Linked DNA regions of Mus musculus: region 2 is linked to region 1. Evidence: chromatin loops called from intact Hi-C (ENCODE). Cell type or tissue: left cerebral cortex. All regions are shown on one strand. Links, peaks and the distances in the headings refer to the core of each region. The heading gives the core; the rest is flanking DNA.

What was found. Peaks named below come from ENCODE experiments on the same cell type or tissue, not always from the same donor. Only the 100,000 strongest peaks of a DNase experiment are listed, where the experiment ranks them.
Region 2: a loop joins it to region 1, with 6 times the contacts of the local background. A loop is called at or near these places in 2 of 42 quality-filtered maps.

The regions. Positions count from the first base shown.
Region 1 is chr2:78,017,710-78,025,919 of GRCm38, forward strand. No RefSeq gene overlaps it. Among named protein-coding and RNA genes, the nearest start is that of 4930440I19Rik, 29 kb to the right of the region's middle. In left cerebral cortex, for the core only: a CTCF peak has its summit at 4,469 (motif pointing left); a DNase peak (open chromatin) is centred at 4,317.
Region 2 is chr2:77,347,017-77,355,226 of GRCm38, forward strand. No RefSeq gene overlaps it. Among named protein-coding and RNA genes, the nearest start is that of Gm35317, 27 kb to the left of the region's middle. In left cerebral cortex, for the core only: no CTCF peak of the experiment used is centred there; a DNase peak (open chromatin) is centred at 4,435.

The DNA of each region.
Region 1 (8,210 bases), core at 1,475-6,474:
ATGGCTATCTTGCCAAAAGCAATCTACAGATTCAATGCAATCCCCATCAAAATTCCAACTCAATTCTTCAACGAATTGGAAGGAGCAATTTGCAAATTTGTCTGGAATAACAAAAAACCTAGGATAGCAAAAAGTCTTCTCAAGGATAAAAGAACTTCTGGCGGAATCACCATGCCAGACCTAAAGCTTTACTACAGAGCAATTGTGATAAAAACTGCATGGTACTGGTATAGAGACAGACAAGTAGACCAATGGAATAGAATTGAAGATCCAGAAATGAACCCACACACCTATGGTCACTTGATCTTCGACAAGGGAGCTAAAACCATCCAGTGGAAGAAAGACAGCATTTTCAACAATTGGTGCTGGCACAACTGGTTGTTATCGTGTAGAAGAATGCGAATCGATCCATACTTATCTCCTTGTACTAAGGTCAAATCTAAGTGGATCAAGGAACTTCACATAAAACCAGAGACACTGAAACTTATAGAGGAGAAAGTGGGGAAAAGCCTTGAAGATATGGGCACAGGGGAAAAATTCCTGAACAGAACAGCAATGGCTTGTGCTGTAAGATCGAGAATCGACAAATGGGACCTAATGAAACTCCAAAGTTTCTGCAAGGCAAAAGACACCGTCAATAAGACAAAAAGACCACCAACAGATTGGGAAAGGATCTTTACCTATCCTAAATCAGATAGGGGACTAATATCCAACATATATAAAGAACTCAAGAAGGTGGACTTCAGAAAATCAAATAACCCCATTAAAAAATGGGGCTCAGAACTGAACAAAGAATTCTCACCTGAGGAATACCGAATGGCAGAGAAGCACTTGAAAAAATGTTCAACATCCTTAATCATCAGGGAAATGCAAATCAAAACAACCCTGAGATTCCACCTCACACCAGTCAGAATGGCTAAGATCAAAAATTCAGGTGACAGCAGATGCTGGCGAGGATGTGGAGAAAGAGGAACACTCCTCCATTGTTGGTGGGAGTGCAGGCTTGTACAACCACTCTGGAAATCAGTCTGGCGGTTCCTCAGAAAACTGGACATAGTACTACCGGAGGATCCAGCAATACCTCTCCTGGGCATATATCCAGAAGATGCCCCAACAGGTAAGAAGGACACATGCTCCACTATGTTCATAGCAGCCTTATTTATAATAGCCAGAAGCTGGAAAGAACCTAGATGCCCCTCAACAGAGGAATGGATACAGAAAATGTGGTACATCTACACAATGGAGTACTACTCAGCTATTAAAAAGAATGAATTTATGAAATTCCTAGCCAAATGGATGGACCTGGAGGGCATCATCCTGAGTGAGGTAACACATTCACAAAGAAACTCACACAATATGTATTCACTGATAAGTGGATATTAGCCCCAAACCTAGGATACCCAAGATATAAGATATAATTTGCTAAACACATGAAACTCAAGGAGAATGAAGACTGAAGTGTGGACACTATGCCCCTCCTTAGATTTGGGAACAAAACACCCATGGAAGGAGTTACAGAGACGGAGTTTGGAGCTGAGATGAAAGGATGGACCATGTAGAGACTGCCATAGCCAGGGATCCACCCCATAATCAGCATCCAAACGCTGACACCATTGCATACACTAGCAAGATTTTATTGAAAGGACGCAGATGTAGCTGTCTCTTGTGAGACTATGCCGGGGCCCAGCAAACACAGAAGTGGATGCTCACAGTCAGCTAATGGATGGATCATAGGGCTCCCAATGGAGGAGCTAGAGAAAGTAGCCAAGGAGCTAAAGGGATCTGCAACCCTATAGGTGGAACAACATTATGAGCTAACCAGTACCCCGGAGCTCTTGACTCTAGCTGCATATATATCAAAAGATGGCCTAGTCGGCCATCACTGGAAAGAGAGGCCCATTGGACTTGCAAACTTTATATGCCCCAGTACAGGGGAATACCAGGGCCAAAAAGGGGGAGTGGGTGGGCAGGGGAGTGGGGGTGGGTGGATATGGGGGACTTTTGGTATAGCATTGGAAATGTAAATGAGTTAAATACCTAATAAAAAATGGAAAAAAAAAAACTTCACTTATAACTTAGTTATGGTTTTAAACCTTCAGTGAACCTGTGGAGCTGAGACAAGTGATGGGTGTTTAGCCAGATAATTACTCCTAATGGATATGCATGCAAACATTCTCTGGTGTAAACTTCTATTTCAATTTATGATTTGATTTTCTGTGTGAACTTTTGAAGAACTTTTTAACATGTGATCACGCATTCTGAATGATGTTTAAGGGCTGAGGACAAAGAGAAGAGTCAGATTTGAGGAACTGAGATGAGGGGAGCGGAGGTGAGAAGAACTGAGCTGAGGAGAAGTTTTAAGACAGAACACTTTTTAGATTAGAAGGAAAATGCAGAGTGGAATAACTTAGAAATTATAGGTAACATAAAATACTAAGAGAGCAAAGTTCAGAATGCAGAGGGAAAGAGGAAAAAAGATGTCACAGAGCCGAAGGAGCAGGCAGGCTTCTCCTTACCATGGGACAGAACAGGTCCTATGATAAGGACAAGGCAGGTTTAGTTTTATTAAAATAAACAAAGCTTTTTTTCTTTCAAACATGGGTTTAATTCACTTAGCATTAAAAGGGTAGAAGCCTTTTCTTTCTCTATGTAATAAAGATTGGAGCAGCTAGAACTGACCCTAACCAGTTCTGAGGCTGAAGCAGGTTTATTTTTCCCTAGTATGCTTTTATACCATTTTGATACATGATCGTAATAAGTTCAGTTCTAGGTTAAGGAACAAGCAAGGTAATAAACACAAATAGTCAAGGAACAAACAAGACAATAAACAAAGTCCAGCGATCATTGCTTCTAAGGGCTTACTTATCAAGCTATCTGAGCCTACTTTCCTGTCATAACCCAAAGTCATATTCTTACCTGAAGCCTACTTCTTTGTTCTAGGCTAAAATCAGATTCCTGCCTGATCTTACTTCCCTGTCCTGGCCCAATGTCAAATTCCTGCCTGAAGTCCATTTCCTTGTCCTGGCCCAATGTCAATTTCCTGCCAAGTGGGCCCCCAAAAGCTCTCCACGCAAAACTCCGAATTTAATGCCAGATCTCTGTAAGTTTGAGGTCAGCATGGCTTACACAGTGAGTTCCAGAACAGCCATGGCTACATAGTAAGACTCTGTCTCAACCATCCAAACCAACACATGAACAAAAAAAAATTAATTTAAACACCTGTGGTTTCCTGCATGTCTTTGAGAAACAAGCAGCCATGGATAGAAGGTATCTAAAAATAGACTTTGCATCAAACTGATAGAGCTTTCTCAATGTTTTCCTAGATTATAAAATGAAATAGTCTTCCATAGTTTTCAGTCAAGTTCCCTTCCTTTGGAGGTGGTAGAAGCTGGGTTAGAGTGTAGAGGATCTTGAGACCCCCCTTCCCCCCTCAAACCATGCAGTTTCCCCAGCCCTAGGGCAATAGTTGTGGAATATTTGAACATGCATCTTGAATTGTAGTCTAGACCTAGCCCTGCAGGGAGCAGTGGACCCTGCTTGCAGATGTTGCCCTGGCTCTGGACTTAGTCTTTTGGAGTTTAATTTTGGCTCCATCTCAGCCCTCGCTGTTTATCTAATTGCGTTTCAGGACTACAACCTATCTAGGTGTAAATAATGAGCTAACTGTGACTTAATGTGTTTGGCAAAGGGAGAATGTCATTTCCCCAAGGAGGTTAGTCTACTTTGCCCTCTGACTTATGCTTTGTCTCATTTCTGTTATTGATAGGCTTGACTCATGCTGCTGCTATGTCTTCTGTATTTACTCTTTCAGCCTTAGAGCGGGTATCCCTACTGACCTCTGAATTGACCCCTGAATAAGAAGTCATTAGCACCATCATATAAAGAACTATGGAGTTATATATCTATTGCATCTGTACTTTTAAACTGAAGTTCCTATAAGTCAGTACTGTAAGCATGGAGTGGGGAGCACTTGGGAAAGGATTCCTGCTGTCTGTTTCCAAGGAGACAACGATTTTCTTTACTTGACATTTCCCAAATGGACCCTATTAGGGTGGTGAAGTAACACTTAGTCTTGTTTCTCTCACACCCACTAATTGCTGCTGTTGTTACAACAGCAATGTGTTCTCTGACCTGCTTATAACACCAAGACAGCTTTGGTAACCAGAGCCAGAACCATGTATTTGTTTTGTTTTGTTTTGTTTTGTTTTTCCATTCTGTTGGCAACAATACATCCCTCCAGCCGTTTTACCCGGTGACCTTGTTTGGGGAATTATTTGAGTGTTTTCAGAGGTGTAATGCCATGATCCCCCACCCCAGTGGTTGTGAGCTGGTCTTGACATGGATGCTAAGTCCCTGGAATCTAGACCTGAGAAGGGATGCCGCATCGCTTTATCCCAGCATATTGAGGGCTTAGGGCCGAGGAATTTCAAAAAGAAATACTGACCCCTTGTGGTATGATATTATATTCTAGTCAATCAGGTGAAGAAAAGTTTGGAAATTCAGAATCTTCCTTAAATATAGTGAATTTTGCTTAAAATGACACAAAATGATGCTGAGTGTATACAGTAGTTTACATGCTAATTAGTAACAATAGGAAAGGGGACAGAATGACTATTTTATACAGCCATACAGGGAATAACATATATGTTGCATTTTTAAAAAGCTTTATATTGGCAAATCTCCTTAGGGTCTTTGCTTTAATATTCTCACATAATTCCATCAGGAAAAATCCCATCCATAATAGTTGATTTTATAGAGTGCTTTTCACATGAAAGAAAATGTCTTCACATGTGACCTTATTTGCTCTTCATACCAACTGAGGCAAAGTGTGGCTGTTCTTTGTAGTTTAAAGAAAAAAAAAACATTAGGAAAGTTTAGTAACTGATCCAAATGAATATAATTAGAAAGCCTGAGCTGACACAATGGTGGCACACACCTCTAATCCCAGGACTTGAGAGGCAGAGGCACGTGGATCTCTGTGAGTTCAAGGCCAGCCTGGTCTACAGAGCAAGTTCTAGGGCAGTCAAAGGTACACAGAGAAACTCTGTCTTGAAAATCCAACCAAACCAAACGCAGCCAATCAACCAACCAACCAAACAACCAACTTAACCAAATGACTAAGGCCTGATTAGACATCTAAATATTAGAAGGGTGTGTCTAAATACAGCGCAGCGCTTCTGGTTTTAGGGTGAAGAGCTTCTATTTGGAAAGACACAGGGAGCACACAGATGCTCACATTGCAGAACTGGGGCTACCAAGTCACTTATCAATCAAACTAATGAAGACATCTTCAGTGTGATAACTCCAGATGCCACACAGATTTCTTTGTCTAGTGGAACAACATTAGATTGTTCACGCCATTTGGTGTGTACAATTTGTGCCCTCAGCAGGTGTGGTGCAATAGTGCCAAGCTAAGGGCATATTTGCAGAAATCATTTGAGTTTAAAAAATAAGTTAGAAGCTGGGCATGGTGGTGTATGCCTTTAATCTCAGCACTCAGGAGGCAGAGGCAAAGGTTCAAGGCCAACTTGGTCTACAGAGTGAGTTCCAGAACAGCTCATGCTGTTACACAAAGAAATCCTGTCGTGGAAAAAGAAATAAAGAATAATTCAGAGAGAACTACATCTACACATTATGCAGAAATGATAAATTGATATAGTATTATATCACTCAAGCATTTTATTTCTTGTATGCTTGTTTTACTGGAATGAACTCCCGGCATTAAAATATTAAACAATATAGGAAAAAGATAAAAAGTAAGTTTTACTCAAATCTCATTCTCCTCACCCATAATAATAACTTTTACTGTGGTGTATATTTTCCAGTCAATTTTCTATCTATTTATACATATTTGCATACATATGAGCAAATATATTATTTTCTGAGAAAATATGTGAGATCTACTTATTCTTTTCTGCTTTTCCCCACTGATAATACACTAGCTATTTTACACACAGTATACCTTGACCGTCAGTACAACCCTTTTATGAACCCTTTTATGAATATATGCATATGTGAACATGTGTATTTTTGCATATATGAATATATGTATATATGTGTATATCCATATGTGTATTTAATGGAATTTTCTTATTAAAATATATTTCATAGTTTGCAGAAATCATTTGAGTTTAAGAAATAATTTAGAAGCCAGGCATGGTGGTGTGTGTACACGTCTTTAATCTCAGCACTCAGGAGGTAGAGGCATTGCATCATATATTGTATCATTATTATATATATATGCATATGGCATACATCATATATACATTATATATGTATATATATACACACATATTGCACTAATATGTGTCTGCACATCTGTGGGTATGCAGATATATTTGGACATGTGAGTGTGGAGGCTGATGTTGAGATGGACTGCTCTTTTCCTCATTTATTGAGGCCATCTCAAATGAACCAAAGCTTACTGCCATAGCTGATATAATTTGCCAGTTTGCTCAGGGAGATGCTCATTTCTGCCTTCTCAGCACTAGATTTGCCCACGGAGTGCCACACACACCTGGGATTTACATGGTGGCTGGAGATCTGAACTCTGACCCTCACATTGTCAAGGGAATCATTTTATCCACAGAATCATCTTCCAAGGCCCATGGATGGATAGACTGGATAATTTTTTTTTTAAATTTGTTTATTTTGTTTTGAGAAAGGGTTTGTTTGGCTTACAATCCCACATTGCAGTCCATCATTGTGGGAAAGTCAAGACAGGAACTTGAAGCAGAAACTTCCACTGTCAGAGGAAAGCTGAGAATTAATACACACATGCATACTTAGCATTCCGTTCTTACTCTCCATTCATTCTTACATACTCCAGGACCCAAACCCAGAGACATCTGTGACGAGCTTGGTCTTCCACATAAATTAATCAAGATACCCCCACCTCCCAAGACATGTCTGCAGGTCAACCGGATCTAGAAGGTTCCTCACTGAAACTAGACTCTAGATCATGTCAAGTTGACCATTGAAGCTAATCACAAAGGGACTTAGGCTTCGACCCAACCACATGAGGCTGACCTGACTATGGCTGCTAATTGAAAGTTTCCATCAGAAGGAATCAGCACTGAGTCGCTGATTTAACACTATTCCCCAGCAGGGCCAACCAGGGTCTTCGTGACAGACTGACTAAACTGAACCACTTCCGTTGTGGAAAGGGCAGAGCCTTTTCCTTTCTAGGCTAATCATTCTTTTATGAATAATTTTTTTAATTTTGAAAATTTCATACATTTATACAGTATTTACTGATCATGAGTATGGGTACTTCTGAAATCTCTACTCTATAGATGATCTATTTTTCTCTAGTCTAAGACTTTAAACATTATACAATCTTAGAGGAAATCATAAACTCGGGAATGTGGCAGCCCAAATACCTCAGGCTTATCTACTTTTATATTTTCTCATCTTTAGTCCCTTTAATGCTGTCCCCATGATTTTTGGTCTCCACAGCTAGTGGCCATTACTATGTAAGAGTTCTTGGAATTGAACTTAACTTACTTGCTTTATGCTGCTCTGGCTTAAACAATAGTACCTCTAAAAGCATAGCTACTGCATGAAACACACACAGATTCACACACCTTTATATTTACATATTATCTTTTACCTTATTGGATATAAAATATGTAATTACACTCAGTAAAATGAAAGTTATTCTTTTGTGTATCACTAAGGTCATATCACAGTAGGTTATGAATATTGTTCTTATTTCAATAAGCCCCAACCTAAAGAGCAGGCTTTTCTTGTCTTGCTCTGTGATGTGATGCAGGTTTGAACACCCAAACCTTCAATCTCTTCATTTCCCATTCTGCTTTTTTGTTCCAGGTTGTACTTAGACTTTTCCTTACAATTTAGTGTCCTGTGCTGCGCTTGCCACCTGACAGGAACCCAATGAACAATTATTAACTTATGAACATGATGCTTTCAAATATATGTTGAGGCATCCGATTACATTAAATTGGCCTTTCCAATCTTATCTATATTTTACCCAACTTGGAAAGATATAGCAGAGATTCACAATTCTAGCACATACACCGTATGTTCACTTTGTCTTAAAAACATTAAAATGGAAAAGAAAAATCACCCGTGTTATCGTTTATATTTCTGAGACTATTGAGACTCAAGGATAACAAACATTTACCAGCGACTGCAGAGTGCATTTGTCTGATTGCTTGCCGGTCTGTGCGCCCAACACTCTCTGCCGA
Region 2 (8,210 bases), core at 1,543-6,542, 670 kb before region 1:
CTGCTTGAGAAGGATTAGAGGGATGAGGAGGCGTGGCCTCGCTGGAGTAGGTATGGATTTGTTAAAGGAAATTAGTCACTGAGGAGTGGGCTTTGAGGTTGCAAAAGGCCCAGTGTCTCTCTCCCTCTCTTGTGGATCAGCTCTTAGCTACTTCTCTGGTGCCACACCTGCCTGCTACACTGCTCCCTGCCATGATGATAATGGACTATCATCTGAAACTGTAAGCAGGCCCTCAATTAAGTGCTTTCTCTTATAAGCATTGTCTTGGTAATGATGTCTCTTCACAGCAATAGAACAGTTACTAAGCCATCATTTTCTCCTCCGCCCCTGACGGTCCATCAATGGCATTGGCGTGTTTTCCCACACTGGGTTTTCTCAAAGGTACATGTGTACTCAGCCTTAGAACTCTGACAATACTTCTTAAAACCAAGAAGTCGGAAAACAGCCTTCATTGCTGTGTTTTCATTATTCCAGCTCTGTTTAAATTCCAGTGCATTGTTCTAGGAAAACAGAGAAAGAAAACATTTCTCCATATTCGATTGTTTAGAAATCATAGCCTTCAGTTCTCTCTGATTCCTTCCTCCTTCTCTTCCTTCCTTCCCTCCCTCCCTCTCTCTTCTCCCTCCCTCCTTCCGCCCTTCCTCTCCCTCCCTTCCTTCTTGCCTAAATGCATGTATGCATTAATTTCTATCTTCTTGCTTTCTTTCTTTCCTTCGTTCCTAACTACTTTTTACAAATCCATATATATATGTTATTGTTATTCTAGAACACTTTGAAGGAACATAAAATATTGAACAAATATTGCAAGGGACTCGTCTTAAGGGAAACCCAGGGACCAACACATCTTGCACACACCTGGACCCTTTCGAGAGAGATGCCATATATTTGCCCATGGTTTCACAGAAGCTTAGACAGGTTGTGTTTGCTCCATAATTTGTAAGTTGGCAGTGTAAATTACAGTGCACATGAGTTTTTTTTAAAGACTTATTGTTTAGAAGAATAATGGTGGGTTTTGGCCAGGAGAAATTTCCTCCTAAGATGCAGTCAAGTGGTGAAAACACTCCCTGCAGCATCTGAATGTACACAGGGGTGGCACATTTGGCTTTTTAGTGCTTGCTGGTGGTTATGTGTACAGATGCATGCCCTTATAAGGAGCTCAATAATGCAGTTGTGGGGTCGAGCTTAATGTCTGAGTGGAGACATATGTAGCAGATGTACAGGTTGGCTTTCATGCAGGCCCCCCAACAACTGGAACGGGCTGAGGGGGCTTACCCTGACTCTGTTGCCTGCCTGTGGATCCTGTTCCTCTAACTGGGCTGCCTTGTCTGGCCTCAGTGGGAGAAGATGCACCTAGACCTGCAGTGACTTGAGTACCAGGGTGGGTTAGTTTTCTGGGAAGGATCTTTCCCTTCTCAGAGGCAAAGGAGAGTAGGGATGGGTAGAGGGGCTGGGGGAGGGGAGACTGGGTGGAGGGGTCACTGTGATAGGGATGCAAATTGAATAAATAAATGGAAAAATATTTTAGTGTAAAAAATTAAAGGCCAAAATAACAACAAGACCATGCTAAATGGATCAAAAAATGCAGAAATGAGGTATTAGGAGAAAAGAAGAAAAATAGCTCAAGACACAGCATGGATGATGTCTTTCTAGACTTTATCCCAGTAGCACAGGACACACTAGCAATAACAAATGAGCAGGACTGTATGAAATTAAAACGCTTCTACAGAGCAAAGGGAAAAGTACTGGAATTAAAGACAAAGCCTTTAGAATGGTAGGAAGCCTCTGAGCTGTTTGCTGTCCCCCCCCCCCCAGGGGATTATTATGCAGAATGTACAAAGAACTCAGAAAAGGTAACCCTTGAGAGAACAATGATCAATAAACAGACAAATGAACCAAACAGACACTGTTCAAAGGAAGAAATAAAAATAACAACTGAGCCAGTTTTAAAAATGTTCTTTACCCACCTAGGAAATGTGAAGCAAACTCCACCGCATTCCAGCTCACAGTAGTCAGAATAGCTCTCACCAAGAGAACCAATGACAAATGCTGGTGAGGATGTGTGGAAAGTAGAACCCTCGTGGCTGCTGGTAGGAATACAAACTGGTCAGGTACAATGACCATCAGTGTGGAAGTTCTTCAAAAGGCTAAAATCTGACCTATGTTATCCAGATATACCAATCAAAGTCAGTACACATTAGAAGTATTGGCACACCCCTGCTTATGACAGCACCATTCACAGCAGCCACCTTGGACAGTCAGAGTAATCACTAAGGAATACATGGATGGATGGATGGATGATGAGAGGAATGGGTGGATGGATAAGGTGTGGTGCATATACACAAAGGATGATTATTCAACCATGAAGTTGAACAAAACCATGCCTTTTTCAAGAAAATTGATAACTGGATGTCAACGTCTCAAGTAAGGCACATAGATGTAGAAAGTCAAGTCTTACATGTTTTCTCTCATATCTGAAGTCTGGAGTTGCAAGGAATGTTACAAAAGTGGGAGGGTGACCAAGGAAGACTATTAGGGACAATGAAGGGAATTTGGGGAAGGAGGAGAAAGTGAGAAACAGAAGGGAATATAATCAATGCACATGCATGTGCGAAAATGCTGTAAGAAGCCCATAATTTTACTCATTGCCACAAGCTAATAGAAGAGAAATGATTTATGAATGAAATGTCAAGTCCCAAAGAAATAGAATATAGGGCCATGTTGGAGTTTTAACAAGATCCTCCCCATATTTGTTTTGTTTTGAGCAGAGTTTAAGGTTATGTTCTCTGAGGTATAGCTTAGAAACGGATCATCAACGATGCTGATGAAGGACACATTCATCAGTCAGTTGGGATGAAGTTGATGTTTTCTAATGAAAACCAAGGAATCTAATGCTAACAAAAGCCAGAATGGAGACAGCATCCCACCCAGAAAGAGGGCAAATCAAGCCCTTCTTCCTATTTCTTGCTAGAGCTGAGGGGAGGTTGTAAGTTGTAGACATGTTCCTGAACACAAACCCAATGAACCCATTTGTTCACCAAGCTGGATTGAGTGCAGTCTTTTCATTGGCCTGTTATTGCTCTATCTGGATTCCCCAGGAATATTATACAGCATAAGCTAATGTGTAGCTATAGAGTCCATTGGCTGAAGGAAATAGGCATTCTAGAAAGAAATCACATAGAGGACTCAAATAACTCTAGGATAGATAGGGTGGGGGCTGGGACATTGGAAGCCAAACTGATGAGCAAGAACTGAGAAGAGTCATTGGGGAAAGAAAATGGAGCATCTTTATATGGGACTCTACAGGAAAAACTGCCAAGCTACAAACAAACAACATTGTACTTGGTGCTGAATTCTTGGTGTCTAATAAAGATTGTTTGAAAGTTTGACAAGCTCTAACCTTCTTGATGAAACCCTCAGTTTAAAAGCTTAAACTGGGTAGAGAGGTGGCTCAGTGGTCAGAGGGCCTGCATTCAGTTCCTAGCATCTTGGTCATGTGGCTCACCACCACCTGTAACTCCTGATCCTGGGGATCCGTCTGAGGTCTCTGGCATCTTGGGCAATCATACTAACATGCATGTCCTCACCTGTATGTACAAAAACATAATTAAACAACAACAATGATATGTTTTAAAAACTCCAAACCTGTGGAATTTGGAAGCATGCACAACTGAAAGCACCTCCTGCAGCTAAGAGTTCTAACCACCCTTAAAGAGACCGTTCTCCTCGGGGAAGTGCCTAGCCTCCTGGCCTTGGTTGGGCATGAGGTCAGCAAGGAGCAGAGCTCACTGCCTCTTCTGCCCTGCAACTCTCACGAGCATCTCTGTGAAAGCAGAGTGAAGAAGGAAGATCCTCCGTTGGGAAGAGAAAGATGCAGCAGAGCAGGCTGTGAGTGCCTTGGCCTTCTGCTTTCTGAGGAGTTGTCAGATGGAGAAATGTCTAGTTTGAGGAGTTCTAATATTTCCCATCTTTTCTAATTGAAATATGGCTTCCTTCTATCTAAACATCGAAGGACGATGCTGGAACCCTTCAGAGTCATTGAGGAACGTGGCAGGAAGTAGCTCTCCTAAGTAGTTCTCACCCAGAGACAGATAGACTTGGGCAGCAGAAAACCAGTAGCTCTTGTTGTGAAATATTTGCTTTCGTATTTTATGTGCAAATTGTTGTTTATTCTGATATATGCAAACCCTGAGGCTGTTAGGCAGTCTTGTTACCTCCAGGGCAACCTTTTCCTCAGGTGAGTAACAAGCCAGGAACAGAAACATCATTCTCTTGCCTTTGAAATGATGAGATTTATAAACGCCTTGTGATATATCTTAGAAGCCTTCAACTTAGTGCTTGGGCAATTTAAATCTCACCAGAAGAGTCGAATGTAGAGAGATGTGCCAGAATTTTAGTTTTACATTTGTGGTAGAAATACATAGAGAAGGGCCTGAAAATAAAGGGGCAGGAACAACTCCAGAGCATAAATATTTCACCGCCAACCTTATATTTCTCTCCTCCACATAGGCCTGTGATATTTGGCTGAAATACAAATCTGTGGCAATGCTTTCTAGAAGGAGCATGACTGAAAGTATCTTAGCAACTTAGGTTAAATCTATTTAGATTCTTATAAAAGTGGTTAGAACACACTTTCCCTTCCTGAATATTTGGCCCGCTGCATTCTCAATCTATTTATGAATAAGAATGAGTTAACCATTGCCTCTTGCTTAGAAGTCAAAATTAGGATGTCTCTCCTTGGGAATGTATAGCATGATATAAATAGCACTTGCTAATATTATTAACAAGGAACTGTCCTACTTTTTAACCAAGAGATAAAAGGTGGCTTTCTAACTGCAGAGAACCACTCTTGCTACCAACTCACCTCATTTCATAAATATAATTAAATGATCTAAATTCAAACTCCAAATCTAGGGTGAATTAGACCTGGTAGAATTAGAACTCCCTTGTGCTCTTAGCAGAGCAAGCAAGAGGTCATATCCAATACCATATCCAGCTCTTTGATGTCATAGCTCCTGAGGAAACGCTCAGCCATCATAATTAAAGCCTCACAAAGGATGAATTATAGTGTGAATGGCATGGGAAAAATTAAATGTTGATTTTTATCATGCAGAATTCATAGGGAGGCAGAGTAAAGTCATGAATTGATGGCAATTTGTGGTTGTGGGAGCCCTAAAGTGGGTCTGTTGTTACTAAGAAAACATGTCACAGGTATATTAAACAGGTTCAACAAGAATTTGCAGGTAGTCGTGGAGAATTTTCTTGGGGAGATGCCAACATACCTCTCCACTAAGATATAACACCGATGACAGGACAGAGTAATAATCCTTCCCAAGTCCACCTTGGAGAACAATGGGGTTTATCTGGCTTGCTTTCTGAGCATGGAAGGGGTTATTTATAGACATGTGGGTGACCCTCAGACAGCTGTGCTATGGAAAATTCTCACTCCAGCATGGATGACGACTTTCCCATAGCCATGGACATGAAATTCCTCACCAGTTAACCCTCTGTTTACTGTATAGTCAACCATTTCTTGAAACCATGTGTAGCTGGGGCAGAAATACAGATAGCTAGAGGGGACGTGCCGAGCGTATCTGAGATAAGAGGGGAGCGTCTGATGACCCCCCTTTACCCCCTCTTTCTATGAGTAGACGTCTAATGTCTGATAATAAGATCTCTTTCAGGCAGTCACAGCTGCACTGGAGAAGATGGCACCAGCCTTTATGCTCAGAGGGCATCTTTCCACAGTACAGATAGACATCCTAGGTCTACATTGCCTGTGGACAACCTACTGCCCAACGGAGCCATGGCTGGCCTTGTTGCTGGACTTGGAAATCCTCAACTATGAGGCAGAGACCATGTTTTGCTCCCCTTTGATGTCCCAGAGGAAATCAAATTCCTTTTGCAAAAATGCAAAGATTGTTGACTGTCTTAGTCAGGGTTTCTATTCCTGCACAAACATCATAACCAAGGAACAAGTTGGTGAGGAAAGAGTTTAATTTGGCTTACACTTCCATACTGCTGTTCATCACCAAGGAAGTCAGGACTGGAACTCAAGCAGGTCAGAAAGCAGGAGTTGATGCAGAGGCCATGGAGGGATGTTCTTTACTGACTTGCTCAGTCTGCTCTCTTATAGAACCAAGCCCAGAGATGGTCCCACCCACAAGGGGCCTTTCCCCCTTGATCACTAATTGAGAAAATGCCTTACAGTTGGATCTCACGGAGGCATTTCCTCAACTGAAGCTCCTTTCTCTGTGATAACTCCAGCTGTGTCAAGTTGACACAAAACTAGCCAGCACAGTTGACCATACCACAGTGGAGAAAAATGAAGGGAATCTATGTTTAGCTCCTTTAGAGACGTTTTAGACAGGGAATCATCTCCTACCCTGTTGGGAGTATCTTTTTCTATCATTTATATCACATAAAAGGTTGGGAATATTTTTGTTGTTTTAACGGTTGACCTGAAAATTCATCCTGGATTAAGGTTAGTTTTTATTCAGAAGAATAACTTAATCCATGGTTGAATAAAAAAGTGAGAATGTGGGCTGGAGAGGTGGCTCAGCGGGTAAGAGCACTGACTGCTCTTCCGAAGGTCCTGAGTTCAATTCCCAGCAACCACATGGTGGCACACAACCACCCATGATGAGATCTGATGCCATCTTCTGGTGCATCTGAAGACAGCTACAGTGTAGTTACATATAATAATAAATAAATCTAAAAAAAAAGTGAGAATGTAAGGGACAGCAGTTGTCGGCTGTTACACTCAGAAGAGTCTTGTCTTGGGTCTTCAAAGGAACGCTCAGTGAAATAGATGGAGGTGAGCCACCTGTGTATCTATTAATACATACATAATTAAATGAATGTGGCCCATACAGAAGTGAACGATTATTTGGCCTTAAATGGAAGGACATATACACACAACAACACTGATGACCTTCAAGGCATCATGTGTTAAGGAACAAGAGTATTGTTTGAATCTGTTCCTATAAAGTTCCTAAAGTAGCCCAAGTCATAGTACTAGAAGGTAGAGCTATGTTTTCCCAGTGATGGTGCAGGAGGAGAGATGAGTTAGTGTTTAAAGCATACAGAATGTCATTTGGTAAAGATGAAAAACCCCTGAATAGAGATAGTGGTGATGGCTGTACAACAGTGAATGTTAGCTTTGTGGTTATTGTAAATCCTGCCACTATGCACATGGAGGCACGGTGTGTTTCTGAGCCCATATAAGCTACTTTCGTGTCACTGTGATAGGATTCCCTGACAAGAAGCAACTGTTAGGGGTGAAGGTTTGTTTTGGCTTATTGTTCCAGATAGAATAAAGTCCACCATGTGGGGAAGGTGTGGAGGATGGAGCATGAGGTAGAGAGAGAGAGAGAGAGAGAGAGAGAGAGAGAATGAGAAAGAGAGAGAGAGAGAGAAGCTATCAACCTCAAAGACGACCCTCGGTATCATACTCTCTCGGCAAGGTAAGGTTCCATAAGCTCCCCATAAGTCATTATCAGTTGGGGACTCCATGTTCAAACACGTGACCCTATGTGGGACATTTCACATTCAAACTAAAAGTCCCCACTTTCAGTTTTGGGGGCTATGAGCTTGTTAGATTACTGGATCATGTTGTAATTATTACTGGATCATACTGTAGCATTTTTTATGAAATGCCAAATAGTGTTATTTTGGTACACACACACACACACACACACACACACACACACACTTGCTCAGTTTTGCTAGTTGTTTCTGTAAGACAAAATTCCAAAGCATAGAAGTAGAATTGGCTATTCAAAAACATTTGATGTCTATTGCAAGTTTTACCTTAAGTCTCACTGTATTAATCTACATTCCTATTTATAGTACTTTATAGCACTGAAGGCCCTTGTTTCAAGGTGTGTTAGCAAATTTTGCATGATGAATTCTTGGCTTTGGCAGTTTGGGTTTGGGTTGCACCAACTGGGAGCCCTCTCATCATTTATGGCCATTTGTAATTATTCTCCGGTGGCTTTCCTGTCTTTATCTTTTGTCACTTCCCCACTGTGATATCTTTTTTCCTAATGGCTTGGTCTGTGCAAATTACAAAAACTATCACTTTGTCTTTGGTGATTTTTTTCTCCTTCCTTCCTTCCTTCCTTCCTTCCTTCCTTCCTTCCTTCCTTCCTCTCTCTCTCTCTCTCTCTCTCTCTCTCTCTCTCTCTCTCTCTCCCTCCCCCTCCTTCTCT